Regions from separate parts of the Homo sapiens genome. Here all the other regions are linked to region 3. Evidence: chromatin loops called from intact Hi-C (ENCODE). Cell type or tissue: HepG2. All regions are shown on one strand. Links, peaks and the distances in the headings refer to the core of each region. The heading gives the core; the rest is flanking DNA. Region 1 holds the start of CHRNA5 (cholinergic receptor nicotinic alpha 5 subunit). Region 2 has its middle 35 kb from the start of CRABP1. Region 3 has its middle 8.8 kb from the start of SKIC8.

Region 1 (8,353 bases), core at 354-8,353, 260 kb after region 3:
ATGGATTCAAAATAAATTCAAGGCTGGCCAGGCACGGTGGCTCACACCTGTAATCCCAGCACCTTGGGATGCTGAGGCAGGTGGATCACCTGGAGTTCGAGACCAGCCTGACCAACATGGTGAAACACTATCTCTACTAAAAATACAAAATTAGCTGGGCCTGGTGGCGCATGCTTGTAATCTCAGCTACTTGGGAGGCTGAGGCAGGAGAATCACTTGAACCTGGGAGGCAGAGGTTGCAGTGAGTTGACATCGCACCATTGCACTCCAGCCTGGGCAACAAGAGTGAAACTCCTTCTTAAAAATAAATACATAAAAATAAATAAATAAATAAATAAATTCCAGGTAAATAGCACTTAGAGTTGAATTAGACTCGGTGGGTGAAGCAGAGGGAGGAACTCAGGATGACTTCCAGTTTTCTAGCTTGAGTAATTAGTCAGATGGTGGTATCATTGATTGAGATGGGAAGGCTAAGAGGATAACATGGTTTGGAACATCTTAAGTGACATAACTAAGTGATTATGATGTAAAGTACATAGTCAAATACACTGGAGCTCAGAGGTGAGATCAGCACCTATCTGAGTATGAATCTGGTCATCATCAATATATGGATGGTATTTACAGCCAGGGAAGTGAATAAGATCACTGAGGGGGGAAGTTTACAGAGACAGAATAGGTCCCAGATTTGAGCCTCTGGAATTTCCAACATGCAAAGCCTGGGTAGAAGAGGAGGAACCTGCCAAGAGAACTGAGAAGGTGTTGGCCAAAACAAGGATAATAAAAGTACCACTCCTGTAATATTGATACTAAATGAACTAGCATATTAAAACGTGTTTAAATTCTTACAGTCCCCATTACTTAGCAGTGTTAAGATAATTGTTAAATTCTACTTTCTATGGCAAGGTACTGACTGGCAAGTAGGTATTATAAAGGTGAACAAGACATAGCCCCGCTGGGTATGGTGGTTCACACTCCTAATCCCAGCATTCTGGGAGGCCGAGGTGGGAGGATCTCTTGAGCCCAGGAGTTTGAGACAAGCCTAGACAGCATAGTTAGACCTTGTCTCTACCAAAAAAAAAAAAAAAAGAAAGAAACAAACAAAAAAATCAAAACTAAAAAAATTAGCTGGTTGTAGGGGTGCACCCCTGTAATCCCAGCTACTTGATAGGCAGGGGAGGGAGGATCGCTTGAGTTTGAGCCCTGGAGGTTGAGGCCACAGTGAGCTATCATCACACTGCTACACACTCCAGCCTGGGCAAGAGTAAAGCCCTGTCTCTACTAGGAAAAAAAAAAAAAAAAAAAAAAAAAAAAGACATAGCCTCTAGGCTGAGAAATCCACTATCTAGTAGAGAACATAATTATGGAGAAATAGATAAAGAGAAGGCAGGTGGCATTTGAAATGAGCCTTGAAGAAAGCGTGGGTTTGGATATTCAGAAGAGGGGAGAAGGAAGGATAAATGAAGACAGGAAAGTGTAATAAAAATTCCACAATCTTCAGAGGAAAAGGTGGTGTCTGGGATGCAAGAACTGTGTAATAGTCCCTTTGGCTAAGTCTCAGAAAGTTGGTAGATAGATGCCACTTTAGGGGAACTTTGTAGGTGGTGGCTGCAGCAACAGCAGCAATTTTCATTGTCATTTGGTCAGCTAATGTCTCCTAGCAGTGTGAAGATGCCTGTTATCAGAGTCAGGTGTAGCACCATATCCAGCAACCATGAGTAATTGGCGTATCCCCCTGGAAAAACCATGTAAGATGTAGACATTATATTCTGATTATTTGTTTGGATTTTAAAATGCCCAACAAATGTCACGCTTTGCCTTTCACTTAATAGCAACAATTAATAGTGTTTTTCATAGATTATGTAAATAACCATCATTCTCATGATTATTGATATAACATCTAGGAGTTCCAATTATACTTGCAGTGGCTGCACTGACAACCATTTCATTCTAGTTTTGCCACTGACAGGTACTGTGACCTTCAGCAGTTATTCAACTCCTCTGTTTCAAATCAGTTAGCTGTAAAAGCAGAATAACATTTTAAAGTCATCCAAACACTGTTAGGATGAATTGCATAAGTGCCTGTAAGTCCCATAAATTCTTCAGAGTAAAATGTAAATTTGCAGTGAAAGGATGATAGGTACTGTCTTTCATTTCTGTGCAGAAGTGCAATTAATTACTAATCTGGTTAACATCTTGTGCATCCCTTTTCTGTGGCCCCTTTGTTTAAGTCCTGTTTAAACAGATTGGCTCCATTGGATGTAATTTACATTTTTCCAGCTGTATTTGGACCTAAGAAGAGCATCTTCACTGAATTTTGCTGTTTAGATTCTTTGCAACCAGGTTTAGTTTTTCACAGATTTACTAGTCTGGAGGGTGGAGTGAAATTTTTGCTCACAATGAGTCTTAGAGGTGTCACCTCCATAAAGCGTTCTGTGAAGAGTCAGCGGCTCCCTCTGCCACTGAAGTTTAAAGATAATTCGCCTGAATCCCTTCAGCCAAATGAAGCTTTCTAATTATGGACAGAGAGGATGAAATATAGGGTCTGGAGGGATTTGAGACGGGTTTCCAGCAGTCGGCACCAATCTCCACCAGAGGTGCTAAGTGTCTGTAGCAGATAGTCACTAATATTTACAAATGTTAATTGATGACAACACGGAGGGCGATGCCCACGTTTGAGGCGACTGCATATCATTTCCGGGGATGGCTTGAGTGAGTGTCAGAGCTGTACCTTCCCGAGTCCTCTAGTTTATCTGCCTCGGTTCCTCGCTTCCAGACGAGGAAACAGGCCCAGAGAGGAAAGTGACTTGCCCAGGGTTGTCTCGCTGGTCCACAACACAGGTCTCCTGGTGGGGACCCCTTGGCTGACACGACAGCCCCAGGAGGCAGTCAAGCTGCGACTGGTACTTCCTGGTGAGAAAGACTTGAGTGGGCAGCGGGGCCCATGGAGAGCGCTGCAGCCTGGAGCAAGTCCCCCACCACTGTGATTCTGCCCCAGCCTCCAGCTTGTTTCTTTCTGATCACAACTCGGAATTACTTTATTTACATTTTCTATCAGCTGGGAGCAATCTGTCCCTCTGCTTCCCCTTTTGGTGCTGAGCACAGAGCAGACATCAATGAATAGCTGTTATCTTAAGGTGTGCAGTGACTAGGCCAAGGACATCCGGTGGTTAGAGAAGGACGCGCCTGCGATGCCAGCCTCAAGTCTTTGCCTTCCTGGAACTCTGCTCCAGGGTCGCACCTGCCCAAAGGAAGGCCTGGAGGCGGGGGCCAGGGCGATGGGGCTGGGCCAGGCGTGGAAAAAGAGGAGCTAGGAGCAGACAGGGTTGGACCAGAGGCGGGGCGGGGTGGGGAAAGGGTTGGTGGGGATCGGAGGCGGGGCTATGAATAGACCGGACTGGGCCAAAAGGAACAAGGCGAGGATTGGGCGGGGCCAGAGGGAAATAGGGGCGGGGCTAGGCGCCGGGAGCTTCCACATGCGTCCCGAGCCCGCCAGAAGCTGCTAGGCTGAGGCTGCTGTCCCGGCGGGAGCTGTGGCGCGGAGCGGCCCCTCTGCTGCGTCTGCCCTCGTTTTGTCTCACGACTCACACTCAGTGCTCCATTCCCCAAGAGTTCGCGTTCCCCGCGCGGCGGTCGAGAGGCGGCTGCCCGCGGTCCCGCGCGGGCGCGGGGCGATGGCGGCGCGGGGGTCAGGGCCCCGCGCGCTCCGCCTGCTGCTCTTGGTCCAGCTGGTCGCGGGGCGCTGCGGTCTAGCGGGCGCGGCGGGCGGCGCGCAGAGAGGTAAGCCCGGGCTGCAGAGGGGCGGGGCGGGAGCTGGCCCGGACTCCACATCGCGGTGCCCAGGAAGCCGCCAGGCGACGGCCGCCGGAAAACCTGGTTGCGAGGGGAGGTGGGTTTTTTTCTCCTGGGGGCTTGGAGTGAGGTTTCAGTTTAAATGTCCAGATTTGCTCATTTAAATGCAGAGAAAGGGCTACTTGGGTGGGTTTTCTTTGTTGTTCCACGACCTGCATCGCTGGAGACTACGAGGCTGGCTTAGCGTATACTTCCACACAACTTTTTCAGTAAAAGATGCCACTCTTGTCCAGCAGGGCTTTCCTGTCCTGGTGGCAGCCAAGCTTCCCATTTTGTTGCCCATTTACGGGATATAGAGACTCTGGGGTTCATTCTAGGGGTTGGGACTTATCTTCCACCTCCTGCCCGCCGCCTCTTCCTCCATCCCTGTCCCCTACCCACCGCAGCATTTGAAAACCTTTCCTTTCGCCGGAGATGAAAGGTGTGTGTTGTAGCAGGCTAGGCGGCCAACTTCCCTGGCTTCGGGGCTAATCGTTTGCATCCAGAGTTCCTCACTAGCTCCTTAGAGCACAGCTTTTTTCAGCCTGCTGTTTTTCAAGAGGTTTTGGACAGGAATGGAAACAACAAAAGAAATCGCGTAGTCCTACATGTTTCAAGTGCTTGGGAAAGTTTTAGAGTCAGTTCTCTCAATACCTTGAAGAAAAACACGTTTGTGGAGCAGCTATGGTGTGATCTAAACGTAGAAAAGCTAAGCATCCGTTAAGCAAGATATGATTACAGAAGTTCACTACGTCTGTATTTCAGGTTTTATGAGTGAGTTTCTTAAATAGTGGAAATATTGCAAGAACCTTTTCTTGCCTTTCCTTTGTTAAGGTTTTTAATCTATGGCTCCTGATTTTAGGAAGTAATAAGACTAGAATAATTCATTGCAGGATGTATTGCTTAGTGTAGACCGAAGAGAAATAAGATGGAGGGTGATTTAAACAAATGAAGAAAATCCTGGGCAGAGAGAGTTAAACAGAAAGAAAGGAATGTGATTTTGGAGCCAGGCAAACCTGTATTCAAATTATGGCTCTGGTGCATCCTGACTGGACGAACTTCTCTCAGCTGTTTTCCTTCTTTAAGAAATGGCGGGCCGGGCGCGGTGGCTCACGCCTGTAATCCCAGCACTTTGGGAGGCCGAGGCGGGCAGATCACGAGGTCAGGAGATCGAGACCATCCTGGCTAACACAGTGAAACCCCGTCTCTACTAAAAATACAAAAAAATTAGCCGGGCGTGGTGGTGCGCGCCTGTAGTCCCAGCTACTCGGGAGGCTGAGGCAGGAGAATGACGTGAACCCGAGAGGCGGAGGTTACAGTGAGCCGAGATCGCGCCACTGCACTCCAGCCTGGGCAACACAGCGAGACTCCGTCTCAAAAAAAAAAAAAAAGAAAAGAAAAGAAATGGGGGTAATAATCATGCTTACCTCTCAGAGTTCTTTTGAGGATTAAATAATGCATATAAAATGCCAGGCACAGTGCCTGACACTCGAGAAAATGGTAGTTCTCTACCCCTTTTGATGAAACTGAACTTTAAAAATCTGTTTCATGTCTTTTAATATAGAACACTGTAGCCAAGCATTAAATAGTGTAAATAGCTATCTCCCTTCATGCATGGTGTTCAGTGTTATAACAAAGTGAAATCGATTAGTTCCTGCTTTCTGCCCCACTTAGTTAATATCTCTCTCATAATAACCATCTGGTTCTATTGCACTTCTGTTTCCTCCTGCTTCCACGTAAGCTCCTTAAGAACTGTGATTCTTGTTTATCTTTGTATCGCCAACACCTGCCTTAATGTAGGAGCCCAGTGAAGGTTTGCGGAAGGAAGGAGTGGAACAGTATTACCTCTCTGGATATTAGTTTCTCCATCTGGATGGTGAGGGGCCATTAAAGGATCCCCCTTCCACCTTGAAAATTATAAGATTCTGTGTGCTCTTAGAAGTGATCATCTTGAAGAACAAAGTGATACTGAATGGATGATGTAATTGCACACTTGCTCTTAACTGTTAATATGCATTTGTGTACAACTGTCGTTCCATGTGGGTGGCTGAAAGTACTGTCTGGAAATAGGAGACCTGCCACTCGCTGTCTGTGTTTCCTTGGACGTATTACTTGACCTTGCTGATTCTTTGTTTCTCTCTCTTTAAAATGAAAGGGCGGTAGTAGATGTTTTTAAGTCAACTTTAAGTTTTTTAAGTTCAAATATAATTACCTTTATTTTTACAATTTATTGTTTTCATATTCGTCTTAGGTTCTTAATAGTAACTTTTCCCTGTGGTTTTCTGTGAGCCAGTTCCCAGGTAAAGAGAATATCTAGTCAGCCCGCAGCTATTATTTGGCTGATGAACGGTCACAGAGCTGTGGAAAGTGGCTCAGGAGACAATTAAAGTATAATATATTAAAGTATAATGAACTAGTACATCAAGATAATACAAGCATTTTAAACTGACCTGTGATTGGGACAGTGATTATGGAAGTTAGATAGTCATTAACTACCTAACTAGTTATATTTCTTACTATTTCTTAGCTATGTGACATTTTAAAGCCAATGGTTATATTTCTTAGCTGTGTGACATTTTATTTTTTTAATTTTTTTTTTAAAATATTACTTTAAGTTCTGGGATACATGTGCAGAACCTGCAGGTTTGTTACATAGGTATACATGTGCCATGGTGGTTTGCTACACCTATCAACCTGTCATCTAGGTTTTAAGCCCCACATGCATTAGGTATTTGTCCTAATGCTCTCCCTCCCCTTGCCCCCAACCTCCCGACAGACCCTGATGTGTGATGTTCCCCTCCCTGTGTCCATGGATTCTCATTGTTCAACTCCCACTTATGAAAGAGAACATGCGGTGTTTGGTGTCTGTTCCTGTGTTAGTTTGCTGAGCATGATGGTTTCCAGCTTCATCCATGTCCCTGCAAAGGACATGAACTCATTCTTTTTTATGGCTGCACGCTATGTGACATTTTAAATGGCTGAACCTTAATTTTAATTACTATATGTAGTGGCTGAAAATGAAATAGGAAAATGAAATAATTCATAGAAAATGAGAGCTATGAAAGATTTTTTTCTTCTCATCTTTAGTCATTTTCATTAACATTTTCAGAAGCTAACAGAAATACACACATACTGACTGTCAGTTTTACTTTTGTTATATATATGTCCTTACGTAAACTTTATACACAATTTAATTTGCAATTTAAAATTATTTTGATTTCCAAGAAATACTAAATATGTGAACTAGACTGAGCAGCTGGAGGGTAGGATTTCATTTGTCTGTGTATTTCCTGATACACTGCAGATATACCTGCATTTATTAATGTAGCCTATGGATTGAACTCTGAGCTTTTTTTCAACCTATAATCTACAAATGAGATCTAGCAAGTAATTTTTTATAATTAGGATATGAAGTTTTAGTTCAGTAATTTCAGTACAGAACTTTTTCTTCTAATAGCATTATTTTTCTTAAAGCATTGGAATTAAATTATCAGATGATAGTTTAAGTTCACTATTAAATAAGCATGTCGACAATTAGAGTTGTTAAATATTGGAATTTTTTTTTTTTTTTTTTTGAGACGGAGTCTTGCACTGTTGCCCAGGTTGGAGTGCAGTGGTGCAATCTCGGCTCACTGCAAGCTCTGCCTCCCGGGTTCACGCCGTTCTCCTGCCTCAGCCTCCCAAGTAGCTGGGACTACAGGCACCCGCCACCACGCCTGGCTAATTTTTTGTATTTTTAGTAGAGACGGGGTTTCACCATGTTAGCCAGGATGGTCTCGATCTCCTGACCTCATGACCCGCCCGCCTCGGCGTCCCAAAGTGCTGGGATTACAGGTGTGAGCCACCGTGCCCGGCCTGGAATTGTTTTTGAAAGAAGTTTAGAATTTGTTTCTTTAAACATCTGTTCCACAGAACAGCATGGGTATAGTGTTTTTTTTGTTTTTGTTTTTGTTTTTTTTCTTGAGACAGAGTCTCACTCTGTCGCCCAGGCTGGAGTGCAGTGGCATGATCTTGTCTCACTGCAGCCTCTGCCTCTGGGTTCAAGTGATTCTCCTGCCTCAGCCTCCCAAGTAGCTGGGATTACAGGCATGTGCCACCATGCCTGGCTAATTTTTGTATTTTTAGTAGAGATGGGGTTTCTCCATTTTGGCCAGGCTGGTCTTGAAAACTCCTGACCTCAGGTGATCCGCCTGCCTCGGCCTCCCAAAGTGTTGGGATTACAGGCGTGAGCCACCGCGCCTGGCCTGGGTATAGTTTTATAATGACAATATGATAGAAAGGATTATTTAAAATCATCCTTTTCTGTTCTATGATGAAAAATGTTAATTTAGATGTTTTGTTCTCCTTTGAGGAAACATGATATTGTTTGTCCTACTGTTTATTTATTTATTATTTTTATTGAGGCAGAGTCTTGCTCTGTCACCTAGGCTGGAGTGCAGTGGCGTGATCTTGGCTCACTGACACCTCTGGCTCCTGGGTCCAAATGATTCTCGTGCCTCAGCCTCCCAAGTAGCTGAAATTACAG
Region 2 (8,387 bases), core at 336-8,335, 67 kb after region 3:
GGGACCACAGGTGTGTGCCACCATGCCTGGCTAATTTTTTTATTTTTATTTTCTGTAGAGACAGGTTTTTCCATGTTGCCCACGCTGATCTCGAACTCCTGGGCTCAAGTGATCTGCCTGCTTTGGCCTCCCAAATTGCTGGTATTCTATATCTTTTAAGTGCTTCACAGATGATTTTAATGTGCCCAAAGTTGTGTCAAAGCATAATTTTCAAAAATTTAAAAGACATAACTCTTACACAAACATATAGTGAACACAAGTGAAAGATTTTTTTAACTCATGAATGAGGGAACCCAGCAGAATGGCAAAGCTGGTTCAAAGGAAGATATTAGAAATTGAAGTAAGGTCAGTGAAAAAAGAATGCTGGCTACTTAAGATGGCAAGTAAGAATGCTGGTTACTTAAGATAGCTAAGTAACATACAAAACTGGTTAATGTCCTGCAGGACAACCAAATCACAACCTTCAGGGTTATTTTTTTGAAGTATATAGAAATTAATTGCAACATCAATTTTCTACAGTTAACATCAGTTTTTACAAAGTCTGGCCACTAATCAACAGTAAATAGTAAGTCAGACATACTCTAAGGAGACTTTTAAAGGGCACATAATACTCCTTTTGCTTTATTTCCTAGTTTTGGATAATTTCTCTGCGTTAGGGCAAGTGGTGGTCCCTGTTAAAATGCAGGTTCCCTTGGATCAGAAATGCTTCCCACTGATTTTAGGAGTCCATTCATGCCTTTATTAGTCTGATAGACATTCCTAGAGCACCTACTGAGCACAGGGCCCTCGGGGGGCTATGGTGATGAATAGGACACTGCTGCTGCCCTCACTTGTGGTATCTAGGAGAAGGGCACAGACACAGATAATCCACACATGAGCCAGCAGGTCTGTACAAAGTGAAGTGCCCTGGGATTTAAGAGAGAAAAAAAAAAAATCTATGGAAGGGGAAAAGGGGAAGGTGCCAGTGGACCTGGGCTTAAAAGAATGGTAATATTTCTTTCCTTTTTTTTTGTTGTTTTTTTTTGTTTTGTTTTTTTGAGACAGCCTCTCACTCTGTTGCCCAGGCTGGAGTGCAGTGGCGCGATCTCAGTTCACTACAACCTCCACCTCCTGGGTTCAAGCAATTCTTCTGATTCAGCCTCCTGAGTAGTTGGGATTACAGGTGCGTGCCACCAAACACAGCTAATTTTTGTATTTTTAGTAGAGACAGTTTCGCCATGTTGGCCAGGCTGGTCTCAAACTCCTGACCTCAAGTCATCTGCCCACCTCAGCCCCCCAAAGTGCTGGGATTACAGGCGTGAGCCACTGTGCATGTCCAGTATGGTAAGATTTCAATAGGAGAACATGGGAATGAAAAGCACTCTAGGGGGGAAGGCATGGGCAAAGCCTTAGAGGCAGGAAAGCAGCAAACATGTTTAGAGGAATGGTGAGCAGCCTAACTTGATGATGCAAAGAGCTTGCTTAGTGAGAGAATGAGGTAGGACAAATAGTCAAAAATGGGATCCCAGAGTAGCTTGAATGCCAAGCTAAGGGATCTGGACTTTATCCAGTTGAAAACCAACAACTCTTGCTGGTTTGGGGACACAGATGGGCATGTTTAGCTTGTGGAGAAGGGACTGGATGGGCCTACAGGGCATGGAGGGAAGAGTCCCCATGCCCCATGACAAGAGCTTTGAACATCTCTGGGTGCAACCTGACTTTCATTTGGATCCTGCCTTTCTCTCACCTGAATAGAAGCCCTTCAGGTTTATCCCCTTTGAAATGCACTGCAAGTTTTGAGACCAGCAGAGGCAGGGGTGGAGAAGGGCCTGTGGCATGTTGCCATAGGGTGTTTGGGAAGAGAGACCCCCTTCCTCTCAGGCTTCCAAGTGCTGGACCAGGTCCCAGAGAGGCCATCACCCTATCAGGTCTTCTCCCTCTCCCTCATATAGGAGGCACTGCTTTGCCAGCCCCGCCCCTCAGACACTCCTAGCCAAGCCATCCAGGGGCGGAGCATGGGATCTGAGAATGCCAATCTTGGAGTCAGGTCAGAGTTCAATTTTTTCTTTTTTTGAGACAGAATCTTGGTATGTTGCCCAGGCTGGAGGGCAGTGGTGCGATCTCGGCTCACTGCACCCTCTGCCTCCCAGGTTCAAGCAATTCTCCTGCCTCAGCCACCCGAGTAGCTGGGATTACAGGCATGCACCACCACATCCAGCTAATGTTTGTATTTTTAGTGGAGACGGGGTTTCACCATATTGGCCAGGCTGGTCTCGAACTCCTGACCTCAAGTGATCCCCCCACCTCGGGGTCCCAAAGTGCTGGGATTACAGGCATGAGCCACCATGCCCGGCCCAGAATTCAAATTTTGTCTCCAGCACTTTATTTTATTTTTTATTTTTTGGAGAAAGGGTCTTGCTCTCTCACCCAGGCTGGAGTGCAGTGGTGCACACTCCTGGGCTCAAGCAATCCTCCTGCCTCAGCCTCCTATAGCTGGGACTATAGGCAGATGCCATCACACCTGCCTCTCTCTCTCTCTCTCTCTCTCTCTATATATATATATATATATATATTTTAGAGATGGGATCTCTAAATAAAAAAAATATATATATATATTTTAGAGATGGGATCTCTAAATAAAATATATATATATATATATATATTTTAGAGATGGGATCTCTCTCTATATGTAATAATATATACATATATATATATATGTGTGTGTGTGTATATATAGAGATGGGATCCCACTATGTTGCCCAGGCTAGTCTGAAACTCCTGGGCTCAAGCGATCTTCCCACCTCAGTCTCCCAAAATGTTGGAATTACAGATGTGAGCCACCATGCCCGGCCTCTGCACTTTCTTGCCATGTAACTTCAGCAGCATGAGCCTCCAATTTCTCAGATGTAAAACAGAAATAATAATAGTACCTCCCTCCTCATGTTGACACAGGAGCACATGCAGTAATGCCTGAGAACACCAACACTAAGCCTGGCCCACAGTATGTGCTCAGGCATGGGGCTGGGGGTGTCAGCAATAAGCCCCACCTGCTCTTTGGAATCTTTTTTGCCTTGGTAGATTTTGGAGAGGAAGAAATCTTGGGAAGAAGGACACCTGGGTTTTGGTCTTTTGTCAGGGAAGGAATCCAGTGTTTCACCTTGGGCAAGTCCCTGCCCTTGGGGGGACTTCAACTTCCTCCTTTGTGAAATATTGAGACATAGGTGGGTGATGTGGGCTAGGCTGAAGATCTGTGGGCTTTTTCAGCCCCCGGATTCATTTTATTCATGTCTGCATGCTGAGGGTTTACTGAGCCCCTACTATTGTCAGCCCTTGTGCTGGGCAATGGGACACAGCCAAGAACAAGGCGGACACAGCCAAGAACAAGGAGGACACCATCTTTACCCACGAGGGCCAAGGCTACCTCCCAGGTCCCACTATGCTCTCATTTTCAGAGCCACTGAGAAGGCCTGGTGTGGGCACCTTATGCGGGTTCTCAGGGAATGAGCACTCAACTCGGTGCCAGGCCAGCACCAGGTGCTGAGGCTGCACAGGGCCCTGCCCTTGAGGGCACACAGTCCGGTGGTGAGGGGGGTACAGAGTTGTATGGGAATGTGGAGGAGAGAACCACACCTCCATTTGGATGGGTCAGGAAAGACTTCACAGAACAGAGCCCTGTAATGGGTGGTTTTCCAGTATAAGAGGGAGAGGGTGTTCCAGGCAGACGTAACAGCAGACACAGGGCCTGGAGGTGTTCCCTGCACGGGAGGAGCTGGAGACTGGTAAATAGAGAGGCAGGCAGAAAACCCTGAATGGCCCATGCTGTGGAATTTGGACTTTATCCTGCAGACTATGAGGATAGAGATATTTAAGAAAGGGTGTCAGGTGACCCTATTTACTCTGGAGGACGGTCACTCTGGCTGAAGTGTGGAGGATGGGTTGGCTGAGGCAGGAATAGAGGCAGGGCAGCTGGTGCCCACACAGGAGAAACCAGAGGACCACGGGGATCAGTGGTGGCAGCCGGGATGGGAGGAGGGATCATGTGAGGTGGAAGGCCAGGGCTTGGTTGTGGGTTGGATATGGGCCAGGGGAGTCTAAGAGGCCTCCAGGATGCTGGCTAGAGCACAGGGAGGTTGGTGGGGTTGGTCGCTGAGGTAGGGAAGAGGAAGTGGAGCAGGGCGGGGCAGAGGCCTGGAGATGACGCATATGTTTGCAACAGGGGATCTCAGGAGGAGAGGCCCTGCAGGCACCTGGCTACCTGGGCCTGAAGAGGAGCAGGGGAGATGAGTTTTGTGGGAGTTGACAGCGGCCAGGTGAGAAGGGAACACAGGCATAAAGGACTGAGTGCAGGGAGGCCATTTGAATGAGAAAACAGAGGACTGAGGCAGAACTCCAAGGGCCACCACCACTTTAAAAATCTGTTTTCTTGGCTGGGTGCAGTGGCTCATGCCTGTAATCGCAGCACTTTGGGAGGCCAAGGCGGGCTGATCTCTTGAGGTCAGGAGTTTGAGACCAGCCTGGCCAACATGGTGAAACCCCATCTCTACTAAAAATACAAAAATTAGCTGGGGATGGTGGCGCTCACCTGTAATTCCAGCTACTCAAGAGCTGGGAGTGGTGGCACTCACCTGTAATTCCAGCTACTCAAGAGGATGAGGTGGGAGGATCGCTTGAACCCAGGAGGCAGAAGCTGAATTGAGCCAAGATCCTGCCACTGCCCTCAAGCCTGGGCAACAGAGCAAGACTCCATAAAAAATAATAATAATAATAATGTTTTCTTCTGATTGTAAGAGTAATATATGCTCATTGCAAAAAATTGTGTCCAGCTTTTTGGCATCACTCCTTGTTGGCAAAGATATTGTTTATTCATTCAATACACTCATTTTTTAATTTTTATTATACTTTAAGTTCTAGGGTACATGTGCACAACGTGCAGGTTTGTTGCCCATGTATACATGTGCCATGTTGGTTTGCTGCACCCATTAACTCATCATTTACATTAGGTATATCTCCTAATGCTATCCCTCCGCCTCCCCCCACCCCACGACAGGCCCCAGTGTGTGATGTTCCCCACCCTGTGTCCATGTGTTCTCATTGTTCAATTCCCACCTATGAGTGAGAACATGCGGTGTTTGGTTTTCTCTCCTTGCGATAGTTTGCTCAGAATAATGGTTTCCAGCTTCATCCATGTCCCTACAAAGGACAAGAACTCATCCTTTTTTATGGCTGCATCGTATTCCATGATGTATATGTGCCACATTTTCTTAATCCAGTCATCATTGATGGACATTTGGGTTGGTTCCAAGTCTTTGCTATTGTGAATAGTGCCGCAGTAAACATACGTGTGCATGTGTCTTTATAGCAGCATGATTTATAATCCTTTGGGTATATACCCAGTAATGGAATGACTGGGTCAAATGGTATTTCTAGTTCTAGATCCTTGAGGAATCGCCACACTGTCTTCCACAATGGTTGAACTAGTTTACAGTCCCACCAACAGTGTAAAAATGTTCCTATTTCTGCACATCTTCTCCAGCACCTGTTGTTTCCTGACTTTTTAATGATCGCCATTCTAACTGGTGTGAGATGGTATCTCATTGTGGTTTTGATTTGCATTTCTCTGATGGCCAGTGGTGATGAGCATTTTTTCATGTGTCTGTTGGCTGCATAAATGTCTTCTTTTGAGAAGTGTCTGTTCATATCCTTTGCCCACTTTTTGATGGGGTTCTTTGGTTTTTTCTTGTAAATTTGTTTAAGTTCTTTGTGGATTCTGGATATTAGCACTTTGTCAGATGGGTAGATTGTAAAAATTTTCTCCCATTCTGTAGGTTGTCTGTTCACTCCGATGGTAGTTTCTTTTGCTGTAAAGAAGCTCTTTAGTTTAACTAGATCCCATTTGTCAATTTTGGCTTTTGTTGCCATTGCTTTTGGTGTTTTAGTCATGAAGTCCTTGCCCATGTCTATGTCCTGAATGGTATTGCCTAGGTTTTCTTCTAGGGTTTTTATGATTTTAGGTCTAACATTTAAGTCTTTAATCCATCTTGAATTAATTTTTGTATAAGGTGTAAGGAAAGGATCCAGTTTCAGCTTTCTCCATATGGCTAGCCAGTTTTCCCAGCACCATTTATTAAATAGGGAATCCTTTCCCCATTGCTTGTTTTTGTCAGGTTTGTCAAAGATCAGATGGTTGTAGATGTGTGGTATTATTTCTGAGGGCTCTGTTCTGTTCCATTGATCTATATCTCTGTTTTGGTAGCAGTACCATGCTGCTTTGGTTACTGTAGCCTTGTAGTATAGTTTGAAGTCAGGTAGCGTGATGCCTCCAGCTTTGTTCTTTTGGCTTAGGATTGTCTTGGCAATGCAGACTCTTTTTTGGTTCCATATGAACTTTAAAGTAGTTTTTTCCAATTCTGTGAAGAAAGTCATTGGTGGCTTGATGGGGATGGCATTGAATCTATAAATTACCTTGGGCAGTATGGCCATTTTCATGATATTGATTCTTCCTATCCATGAGCATGGAATGTTCTTCCATTTGTTTGTGTCCTCTTTTATTTCGTTGAGCAGTGCTTTGTAGTTCTCCTTGAAGAGGTCCTTCACATCCTTTGTAAGTTGGATTCCTAGGTATTTTATTCTCTTTAAAGCAATTGTGAATAGGAGTTCACTCATGACTTGGCTCTCTGTTTGTCTGTTATTGGTGTATAGGAATGCTTGTGATTTTTACACATTGATTTTGTATCCTGAGACTTTGCTGAAGTTGCTTATCAGCTTCAGGAGATTTTGGGCTGAGATGATGGGGTTTTCTAGATATACAGTCATGTCATCTGCAAGTAGGGACAATTTGACTTCCTCTTTTCCTAATTGAATACCCTTTATTTCTTTCTCCTGCTTGATTGCCCTGGCCAGAACTTCCAACGCTATGTTGAATAGGAGTGGTGAGAGAGGGCATCCCTGTCTTGTGCCAGTTTTCAAAGGGAATGCTTCCAGTTTGTGCCCATTCAGTATGATATTGGCTGTGGGTTTGTCATAAATAGCTCTTATTATTTTGAGATATGTCCCATCAATACCTAGTTTTTTGAGAGTTTTTAGCATGAAGGGCTGTTGAATTTTGTCAAAGGCCTTTTCTGCATCTATTGAGATAATCATGTAGTTTTTGTCTTTGGTTCTGTTTATATGCTGGATTACTTTCATTGATTTGTGTATGTTGAACCAGCCTTGCATCCCAGGGATGAAGCTAACTTGATTGTGGTGGATAAGCTTTTTGATGTGCTGCTGGATTCGGTTTGCCAGTATTTTATTGAGGATTTTTGCATCGATGTTCATTAGGGATATTGGTCTAAAATTCTCTTTTTTTGTTGTGTCTCTTCCAGGCTTTGGTATCAGGATGATGCTGGCTTCATAAAATGAGTTAGAGAGGATTCCCTCTTTTTCTATTGATTGGAATAGTTTCAGAAGGAATGGTACCAGCTCCTCGTTATACCTCTGGTAGAATTCAGCTGTGAATCCGTCTGGTCCTGGACTTTTTTTGGTTGGTAGGCTCTTAATTATTGCCTCAATTTCAGAGCCTGTTATTGGTCTATTTAGGGATTCAACTTCTTCCTGGTTTAGTCTTGGGAGGGTGTATGTGTCCAGGAATTTATCCATTACTTCTAGATTTTCTAGTTTATTTGTGTCGAGGTGTTTATAGTATTCTCTGATTTCTGTGGGATCAATGGTGATATCCCCTTTATCATTTTTTATTACATCTATTTGATTCTTCGCTCTTCTTTTTTATTAGTCTTGCTAGCAGTCTATCAATTTTGTTGATCTTTTCAAAAAACCAGCTCCTGGATCCATTGATTGTTTGAAGGGTTTTTTGTCTCTATCTCCTTCAGTTCTGCTCTGATCTTAGATATTTCTTGCCTTCTGCTAGCTTTTGAATGTGTTTGCTCTTGCTTCTCTAGTTCTATTAATTGTGATGTTAGGGTGTCAATTTTAGATCTTTCCTGCTTTCTCTTGTGGGCATTTAGTGCTATAAATTTCCCTCTACACACTGCTTTAAATGTGTCCCAGAGATTCTGGTATGTTGTGTCTTTGTTCTCATTGGTTTCAAAGAACATCTTTATTTCTGCCTTCATTTTGTTATGTACCCAGTAGTCATTCAGGAGCAGGTTGTTCAGTTTCCATGTAGTTGAGCAGTTTTGAGTGAGTTTCTTAATCCTGAGCTCTAGTTTGATTGCACTGTGGTCTGAGAGACTGTTTGTTATAATTTCTGTTTTTTTATATTTGCTGAGGAGTGCTTTACTTCCAATTATGTGGTCAATTTGGAATAAGTGCGATGTAGTGCTGAGAAGAAAGTATATTCTGTTGATTTGGGGTGGAGAGTTCTGTAGATGTCTATTAGGTCCACTTGGTGCAGAGCTGAGTTCAATTCC
Region 3 (8,387 bases), core at 272-8,271:
GACAGTAGGAGGCAGATCGATTCCTGGGCAGAAGGGGGTAGGTCTCCAGTAAGGCCCCACCTTCAGGTCAGGGAGGGACTGAAGACTGGGGACCAGGCTGCCAGTCCCACAGACCTGAGTGGGAGCTTGTGGTGCCTCCTCCAGGCTCACCCATGGCCGCCCATGGGCCAGTCAGCACACACTTCCTCCCTTCTGAGGTCCATAAAAGCCCTGGGCTCAGCCAAACTGCAGGAGAGGATGGAGAGACAGCGGGAAGAGTAGCTGTAGAAAGGAGCTACCCTCTCTGCCAGAGCTGCAGAGACCTGCAGAGCCTTTCAAAGGACCTGCGGAGAGGAGGCCCCCCTCCTCCTGTAGAGACTTCCAAATGACCTGAGGAGAGGATCCCCCAGAACAGCCTCCTTCTCCAGGAGCACCCCCCGCCAGGATCCCCTAGAGCAGTCCCCCTCTCCAGGGTTGGGTCTTCTCTCTGCTGAGAGCAGCCCCCCTCTACAGGGTGAGGTCTTCTTTTTGCTGAGAGCAGCTCCCCTCTCCAGGGTTGGGTCTTCTTTCTGCTGAGAGCAGCAGGTGGCAGGATAACCAGTGGGCAGAGGGGGAGCTACCCTCTCCAGGCCTCCTGTCTGCTGAGAGCTGAACACTCCATGGGATGACTTGCTCAGAGGAGCTACCCACTGCGGGTCTTCTCTGAGCTGCTTAACACTCAGTAAGTTCTTCGAGTACCTCATTATTCCTGGACACAGGACAAGAACTCAGGCAAAGGCGCTCCCAGGAAGAAAATCAATACCTCCCACACCCGTCCAAAGATCCCGTAACACTACCATTACATCTGAGGCTTTCTGCAACTACAAGGGGGTGGTGGAAAGCTTGGCCCTCAGTATCAACATCAAGAAAGCAGCTACCACCGTCTCTGCCTGTTCTCTTTTTGCATTTTTTTCTTTCATTTTTCTTAATCACCTCTGCTATTGCTGCTGCTTAGCAAAACTGGTAAAAACAAAATTGTAATCACTGATGCATCACCCAGATAATCCTCAAATTCCTGCCAGGGAATCCTCTCAGATTCTCTCCAGCGTGCTGTAAAAACCACCGAAGTCATTTGGGCCAGTGCTGGCAGCAGCCCTCCTGAGTCTGAGTTCCCACTCAAAGGTCATGAGATCACAGAACAGCCAGGTGGGGCAGAATAATGTTTTCAAGTACATAAGAACAAGCCACATAGGATTACAAAGGAAACCAATTATATCAAAGTAGTTATCAAAATATTTGTGAAACAGTAGTATATGTGCTTTATTAATGCAGCATGTCTAATATCTTCTGTTATTTTATTTTTGAGACAGGGTCTCGCTCTGTCACCCAGGCTGGAGTGCAGTGGCGCAATCACTGCTCACTGCAGCCTCAATCTTCCAGGCTTAAGCGATCCTCCCGCTTCAGCCTCCCAAGTAGCTGGGACTACAGGCATGTGCCACCATGCCCGGCTAATTTTTGTAATTTTTTTTTTTTTGGTAGAGAAGAGGTTTTGCCATGTTGCCCAGGCTAGTCTCAAACTCCTGGGCTCAGGTGATCTGCCCACTTCAGCCTCCCAAAGTACTGGGATTACAGGCATGAGCCATGGCTCCCAGCCTGTTCTGTAATTTTAAAGTAGCAGTGAGCATAAACAATATTTAGAATTACTTGCAACAGCTGCAATGTGATACGAAAATATTTGTGATTTGTATTGGTGACAAAGTCACAGGTACTACTAATACTCCTAGATTTATTGCATACATTTATAATTAAAGAAGATATTAAATTCCAGTTACAGTTTAAGGGAAATAAAGATATAATTATTTTCCTATCAAAGTTCACAGATCCACGGAATGCCCATTGTAAAGCAAATCTGGAGAGACTTGCCATTGTATGTGACATTTAAACATCTGTAATTAGAGTTCTGGTCTTCCAGGTCAGGAGGAAATGAAAAGATTTTAGAATAAGATAGGTAAACATCCAGGCTAATGATGAAGTAGCTCCAAGATGTAAGGGCTGCCCTGAAAAGCTCTACAATTCATAAAGAGGCCAAGGTTGGGAGGCCCCCTCTAAGGCTGCAGCCCCACAGGGACATAATTGTTCCCTGAGTCATTCACTGCCTTTCCAACTAGCCCTGCATAGAGCAGACCCACAGAGAGGCTCAAGCAGGAAGAATGATACTAGGCCACAGTGTCCCAGGACTTACCCCTATACTTCTCCTCTCCACTCAGTCACAGGTCCAAGCATTTCTGAATGAAGAAGAACCTCACAGATCTATCTCATACCTCTCTCCCTCTATACAACCCCACCATGGGATCATCCAGCCTCTGTTTGAATACCTCCAAGGACAGGGAGCTCACTACCTCCTTGGGAGGAAGAGCTGCCTCCGCCCCAGTTCCGGGAAGGCTTACTTGACTTCCCGGGAAAGACATGAATCAGCAGGTCTGGAGAGGGGTGCAGGCAAAAGTCCTGCTCTCTGCTCAGCACAGGGAGAAGGAGAGGGAGGTCCATGGGCCACATCTGCCCTGTGTAGAGCTCTCAAGGCTCTCCTCAGAACCCCAGCTGGCAGAGTCTGATGTCAGGGACCCCACCTGCCCTTTCTGATGTTTATCCCAGGTTTCCTCTCTGGACCCCACAGCTGACACCCGACTCTCCTTCTTCCTAGTCCCCCTCTTCCCTCCCCTCCTGCGGGCCACAGTGTCTCATGTGGTGCCCCTCTCCTTCTACAGATGCCACCCTCACTCTGCCCCACAAGCTTCCCCGCTTTCATCAAGCAGCACCTCCTTCTCTCCTCCATGCCCCACCAGATAGGCCCCAGGCGCTTTTTGTTTCCAGTTTTGGCACAAAGGGGTTAAACAACTTGGCCTCTAGAGCACAATGCCTGGGCTCAATCTTGGCTGCTCCACCCAAGGCTCTGGTAAATTATGTAACCCCACTGGGATATCACTAAAATGGGGATAATACTAGAACTTTCCTTTTAGGGCTGATATGAGGATTAATAGAGTTAAAATATGTAAAATGCTTAGAACAGTGCCTGGCACAAGGAAAACACTCAATAAATGCCAGCTAGGATTACTCTTACAATTGCCATTCTGGGACGTCTCAAACATACAGCCCACTGTTAGGGAAGGCCCTGAAAGCCCCCAGGTCTCTTTTCCTCACTAGCTTGCCAGATGGCTAAGGGTATTTACATCTCTGAAGTTTATAGCCAGGGCAACTTCCAGACTTCACCCAGCAATCAGCCACTCTGAGCATTTCCTCACAAGGAAACTTCTAGAAAGTTATGCCTCCTCTTTTCTAAAGCAGTGACCACATGTACCTATTATTAAAAATTTATTACTGGCTGGGCACGGTGGCTCATGCCTGTAATGCCAGCACTTTGGGAGGCCGAAGCAGGTGGATCACTTGAGCTCATAAGTCTGAGACTAGCCTGGGCAACATGATGAAACCCCTCCCTGCAAAAATGTAAAAAAGGTTAGCTAGGTGTGGTGGCACATGCCTGTGGTCCCAGCCACTCAGCAGGCTAAGGTAGGAGGATCTATTAAGCCCGGAGGCAGAGGCTGCAGTGAGCTGAGATGGTGCCACTGCACTCCAGCCTGGGTGACAGAGCAAGACCCTCTCTCACGAAAAAAATAAATTAATTAATTAAAAACAAAAAATTATCACCATGCATTCTCCTGTGTGTACATTATTTATAAATATATATGTATTTATACTACTATAATATTTATGTACATTATAAAACAAATATAAAAATAGAAGAGGGACAAGATAAAAATAAATATCAGAAGATCTAATATTTTCTTCCTATACTCCAGACGGTCTTGCTCACTGTCTGGGGTATACACATTCCACTTTGGAGACACTAATGTCTTCAAATTTTAATTTTGGTTTCAAACACTGGGAGAGCTGTGATGGTGGATGTATGGACTGGGCCACGCCCTGAGAAATAACTCTCGCTAGTGCTACGGAGGAGGGAGTCACCCTGTTTCACACAGAGAAGGAAACTGACCCTGAGAAAGGCGAAGTGGCTTCTGCAGGGTCATTCAGCCAGCAAGGCAGAGTAAGGATGGAAACCCATGCTGAATTGGGTGTAGCTGATTTTTTTGTTCATAATTCCACAGTATTAGGGAGGGAAAGCGGGGAAACAGGAGCTCACAGGAAAGAAAGGGGTATGGAGAGGGTGAGGGCAGGACAATTATGGGGCCAGAGGCGGGAGTCTGGATTCAAATCCAAACCCACAAGGACACATCACTCCTTTCTTCAGCTGGTCCATGGATACTGAATCAGGGAACCTCTTGGAACTGGCTTCCTACCCTGCAATCAGGGTCCTTGACAGTCCCCAGTCGGGAACACAGACCACCACAGTGGAGCCACTAGCCAGGGGCTTTACCACGGCTGGCCAGAGGATGGCAGTCACTGCCTACGCATGCCCACTTGGCTGGCGCCGCTGATGGAGTAGCAAGTACCTGCCCTCCTGGGCTCCTCCAGACTCCGGAGGCAGTGAATTCCTGCTCTTGAATCATTATGGGACCCCTCGTAAAGGCATCTTAGACCTCAACTTCCTCATCTTGAAAACAAAATTGTTAACACCATGGTCTCAATCCCTAGTGGTTTTCAAAAGTGTGGTTCCCAGACCACAGTTGTAGATTCTGGAAGTGAGATCCCCAAGGGAGTTACAGCAGAAGGAAGAAGCCAGGGAGAGAGCATCCTGCCCAGAAGCAGCTGAGGCCTCCCATCCTCTGCACATACCTGACTGAGGGGCTGCATCCTGCGAGCATGGCCTGGGGGACTAAGTTCTTTGCACCCAGCAACTGTTCAGGGTGGGGTTTCAATTCGCTTCACCAGCTGCTGACCAGCGGTTGGTGGTCACCTTCAGTACTTGGCTATTCTGCCAGGATCCACCAACTGGACCTTTTTGGGGCCAGGCTGGGGATACTCAAAGGAGTTAGATGAAATCCCTGCCCTCAAGGAGCTCACAATGACTCTTTCTCACCAGGACTCTAAGCCATCTTCAACCAAGATCGACTTTCCAGCGGAAAAGCCCTAGCTCCTCTGATTCTCCCTACATAAGAGGTGTAGGAATTATGTATCCCCATTTTATAGAAAAGTTGGCACAGGGAGAGCACGTGGTTAATCCAGAGCACCTGGTAAAGCTGTGGTGGAGTAGGGAGCAGAACTCAGACCCCTTGAGTCCTCATGCAGCCTGACTCTCTGCTCTGAGCAGGCTGTGGGCATGGCCCAGAGACCGGATGGGCCAATCCAGGGCCTGAGTCCCTCCGCTGTGCCCACATCCTTCAAAACTGGGCAGGAACCAGGAGTAGACTCACCCCACACTGGGGGACTGAGTCATACCTCTCGGGGACCCAAAGTGCAACCGAAGGGAATCAGGTCCTATGTGTGGAGAGGGGACAGGGACCGTGAAGCCCAGCTGTGTATGAAATTCTGCTGTAGTTGGGGATCATGCCATCACTTTCTGGACATCGTTGGCATTTACCTATTCACATAGGAGGCAGCAAAGTCAGGCCAAAAAAGATGGCTGCCAAGGCACTTGAGAGTGTAGGAGGGTGAGCCAAGGAGGCCAGGGTGGTGGGCCTGCCAGGAGGAGGCTGTAAGCCTCTGAAGGGTGGCAGGAATTGGGTATGGAAGCTGTGAGCTAGTGCCACTGTCTGCAATGAATGAGATAGAAGAGATTGGTAGGTGAGCATGATGACGAAGGAAAAGGAGGTGGGGTCTTAGTCTGTTTTGTGCTGCTATAACAGAATACCTGAGACTGGGTAATTTATTATTATCATTATTTATTATTATTCTCTCTCCTAGGCTGGAGTGCAGTGGTATGATCTCAGCTCACCGCAACCTCCGCCTCCCGGGTTCAAGCGATTCTCCTGCCTCAGCTTCCCCAGTAGCTGGAATTACAGGTGTGGGCCATCATACCCAGCTAATTTTTGTATTTTTAGTAGAGATGGGGTTTCACCATGTTGGCCAGGCTGGTCTTGAACTCCTGACCTCAGATGATCCGCCCACCTTGGCTTCCCAAAGTGCTGGGATTACAGGCCTGAGCCACCGTGCCTGGCCAAGACTGGGTAATTTAGAAAGAAAAGAAATTTCTTTTCTCACAGTTCTGAAGGCTGGGAAGTCCAAGATCAAGTTACTGGTGTCTTATAAGGCCCTTCTTACTGTGTCATTCCATGGCAGAAGGCAGAAGGGCAAGGAAGGGAGAGGGAGAGACAGGGTGATGGGGGAAGGCGAGGAGAGACAGAGACAGAGAGAGAGAGAGAGAGTGCAAGAGGGGCTGAACTTGTCCTTTTATAAGGAACCCACTCCCACTATAACAGCATGAATCCATTCATGAGGGTGGCATCCTCACGGCCTAATCAGCTCTTAAAAGTTCCACCTCTAACACTGTCACTTTGGGGATTAAGTTTCCAACACACGAACTTTGGGGGACACATTCAAACATAGCCAGGGGTCTGCCTGGATGGTGAGAGTCTCAAAGGGGCAGAAGGAGGAGAATCAGGGGTTCATGGTGTGCTGGTAGGTGTTTAACAACAGGCTCTTCAGAGAAAAACCCTAAACCTGGCTTATAGCATTTGCTGATTTCCATAGTGTAAATACAGCTCCCATGGGCTATTTCTTTTATTTTTGAAATGGAGTCTCACTCTGTTGCCCAGGCCCAGGCTGGAGTGCAGTGGAGCTATCTTGACTCACTGCAACCTCTGCCTCCTGGGTTCAAGTGATTCTCCTGCCTCCCGAGTAGCTGGGATTACAGGCACCTGCCACCATGCCCCATGGGCTATTTCACGCCACGGACAGGAAGTTGCTGACCAATATGTACAATCTGCTCTGGTAAGCTGGTATGTACCAGCTCCAGCATCCCCTTGAGTGGTTCTGTTATGTTGCTGGGGGTGTCAGTCTCAATCCAGGTGTGCACACCTGCAGTGTCCCCTCCAGAGGCTGCCAGGAACCGCTGTCCTCTACAGAGAGCCAGCTGTGGTGACAGCAAGGTTGGAATAAGGGACCGTGAAAGAGCTGAAAATATAGGGATTTTTATTTACAAAGTTGGTGGTGGGGTTGGGGGGAGGTCAAAGGATTGAGAGCCAGGTGGGAAAGGCAGGACTGCAGGGAAGTGCTGACCCAGAGGGGCCTGCACTTGGGAGGCAAGGGGGCAAAAGGAGCTCTAGGAAGAGAACTCACCGCCGTGAGGTTTCCAAAAGAACCTGGAAATCCCTTCCTGCCACAGGTTAAGCCCAGGATCTCTTGCCAGGGTGAACAGGTGCTGGCCCCAAGCTGGTAAGCTTGGGAAAGTCCCAGGACTCCTGTATCGAATGCACTTCTGAAGGACAAAGGGAATTCAAGAAGCCAAAGGTAGCTTTAGAACAGCCTCACCACAAAGCTCCTTCCACACACTGCCCTTAACTCAGAGAGAGAGCTGAGGTCCAGGCCCCCCATTAGATGTGAGTCTCCAGTGCATCCTGGTGCCAGAGCTGGCATATCCAGGTGAAAGCACTGCTTTTACTCCTTGACTGCCATTGCACTAAAATTAATAGCAGAAGAATGAAAGCATGTGGAGACCTTGCTGTGCAGTTACGCCCAAAGTGCCCCTGGAGGCCGAGGGGCTTAGCAGCCAGAACACGGAACCTCACATCAGGAGCCATTACTGTTATTGTCACTGTTGATATCATTCCTAGTTTTGATCATTAAGTGTGTGCCAGGCATGAAGCTGGCAAGTCACCCAGATGGCCTCAGGAACCATCTCTGGCTCTGAAAGGGAGACTCTCTAGCCTGCCTCTGCCTGAACCCTCTCTGGACCTCAGTTTCCCTAGCTGTCTGTCCCGTGAGTCCATTGGCTCTGGGACTCCTTCAGTTTTTGTTTTGAGACAGAGTCTTGCTCTGTCACCCAGGCTGGAGTGCAGTGGCGTGATCACTGTCACTGCAGCTCAAACTCCAGGGCTCAAGCGACCCTCCCACCTCAGCCTCCTGAGTAGCTGAGACTACAGGTGTGCACCACCATGCCTGGCTAATTTATTTTATTTTTATTTTTGTAGAGATAGGGTCTCCCTGTGTTGCCCGGGCTTGTCTCAAACACCTGACCTCAAGTGAGCCTCCCGCCTCGGCCTCCCAAAGTGCTGGGATTACAGGCGTGAGACACCACGCCCAGCCTCCTTCCAGTTTTGACCTTCTGATCCACTTCAGCTGTTCTTGACCATGGTGTCCTTCCCACTGACTTGTCACATTAGCTGTGAGCTGCCTGTGTCACACGCGATGAAGCTGACTACTGCATAGGACAGCTTATGTGCATCACGTCACATCTTCTCAGCCTCTTCTCTCTTAGTACAGCCACTACCCTGGGGTCCGTTCTGCACAAGTTTCAACCAGCTCTGCCCAAGCGTGAG

What was found. Peaks named below come from ENCODE experiments on the same cell type or tissue, not always from the same donor. Only the 100,000 strongest peaks of a DNase experiment are listed, where the experiment ranks them.
Region 1: a loop joins it to region 3, with 4 times the contacts of the local background. A loop is called at or near these places in 2 of 110 quality-filtered maps.
Region 2: it touches region 3 in a loop (2.4-fold over the local background); 2 of 110 quality-filtered maps call a loop at or near these places.

The regions. Positions count from the first base shown.
Region 1 is chr15:78,562,049-78,570,401 of GRCh38, forward strand. It overlaps CHRNA5 (cholinergic receptor nicotinic alpha 5 subunit), which reads left to right and starts at 3,472. Exons shown (of 6, transcript NM_000745.4): 1 at 3,472-3,777. The coding sequence starts at 3,672. RefSeq lists an enhancer at 2,670-2,859 and a silencer at 3,670-3,759. In HepG2, for the core only: no CTCF peak of the experiment used is centred there; a DNase peak (open chromatin) is centred at 3,423; H3K4me3 peaks cover 1,719 bases.
Region 2 is chr15:78,371,106-78,379,492 of GRCh38, forward strand. No RefSeq gene overlaps it. Among named protein-coding and RNA genes, the nearest start is that of CRABP1, 35 kb to the left of the region's middle. RefSeq lists an enhancer at 2,974-3,767. In HepG2, for the core only: no CTCF peak of the experiment used is centred there; a DNase peak (open chromatin) is centred at 3,806; H3K4me3 peaks cover 622 bases.
Region 3 is chr15:78,304,192-78,312,578 of GRCh38, forward strand. No RefSeq gene overlaps it. Among named protein-coding and RNA genes, the nearest start is that of SKIC8, 8.8 kb to the left of the region's middle. In HepG2, for the core only: a CTCF peak has its summit at 4,416 (motif pointing right); a DNase peak (open chromatin) is centred at 4,420; H3K4me3 peaks cover 657 bases.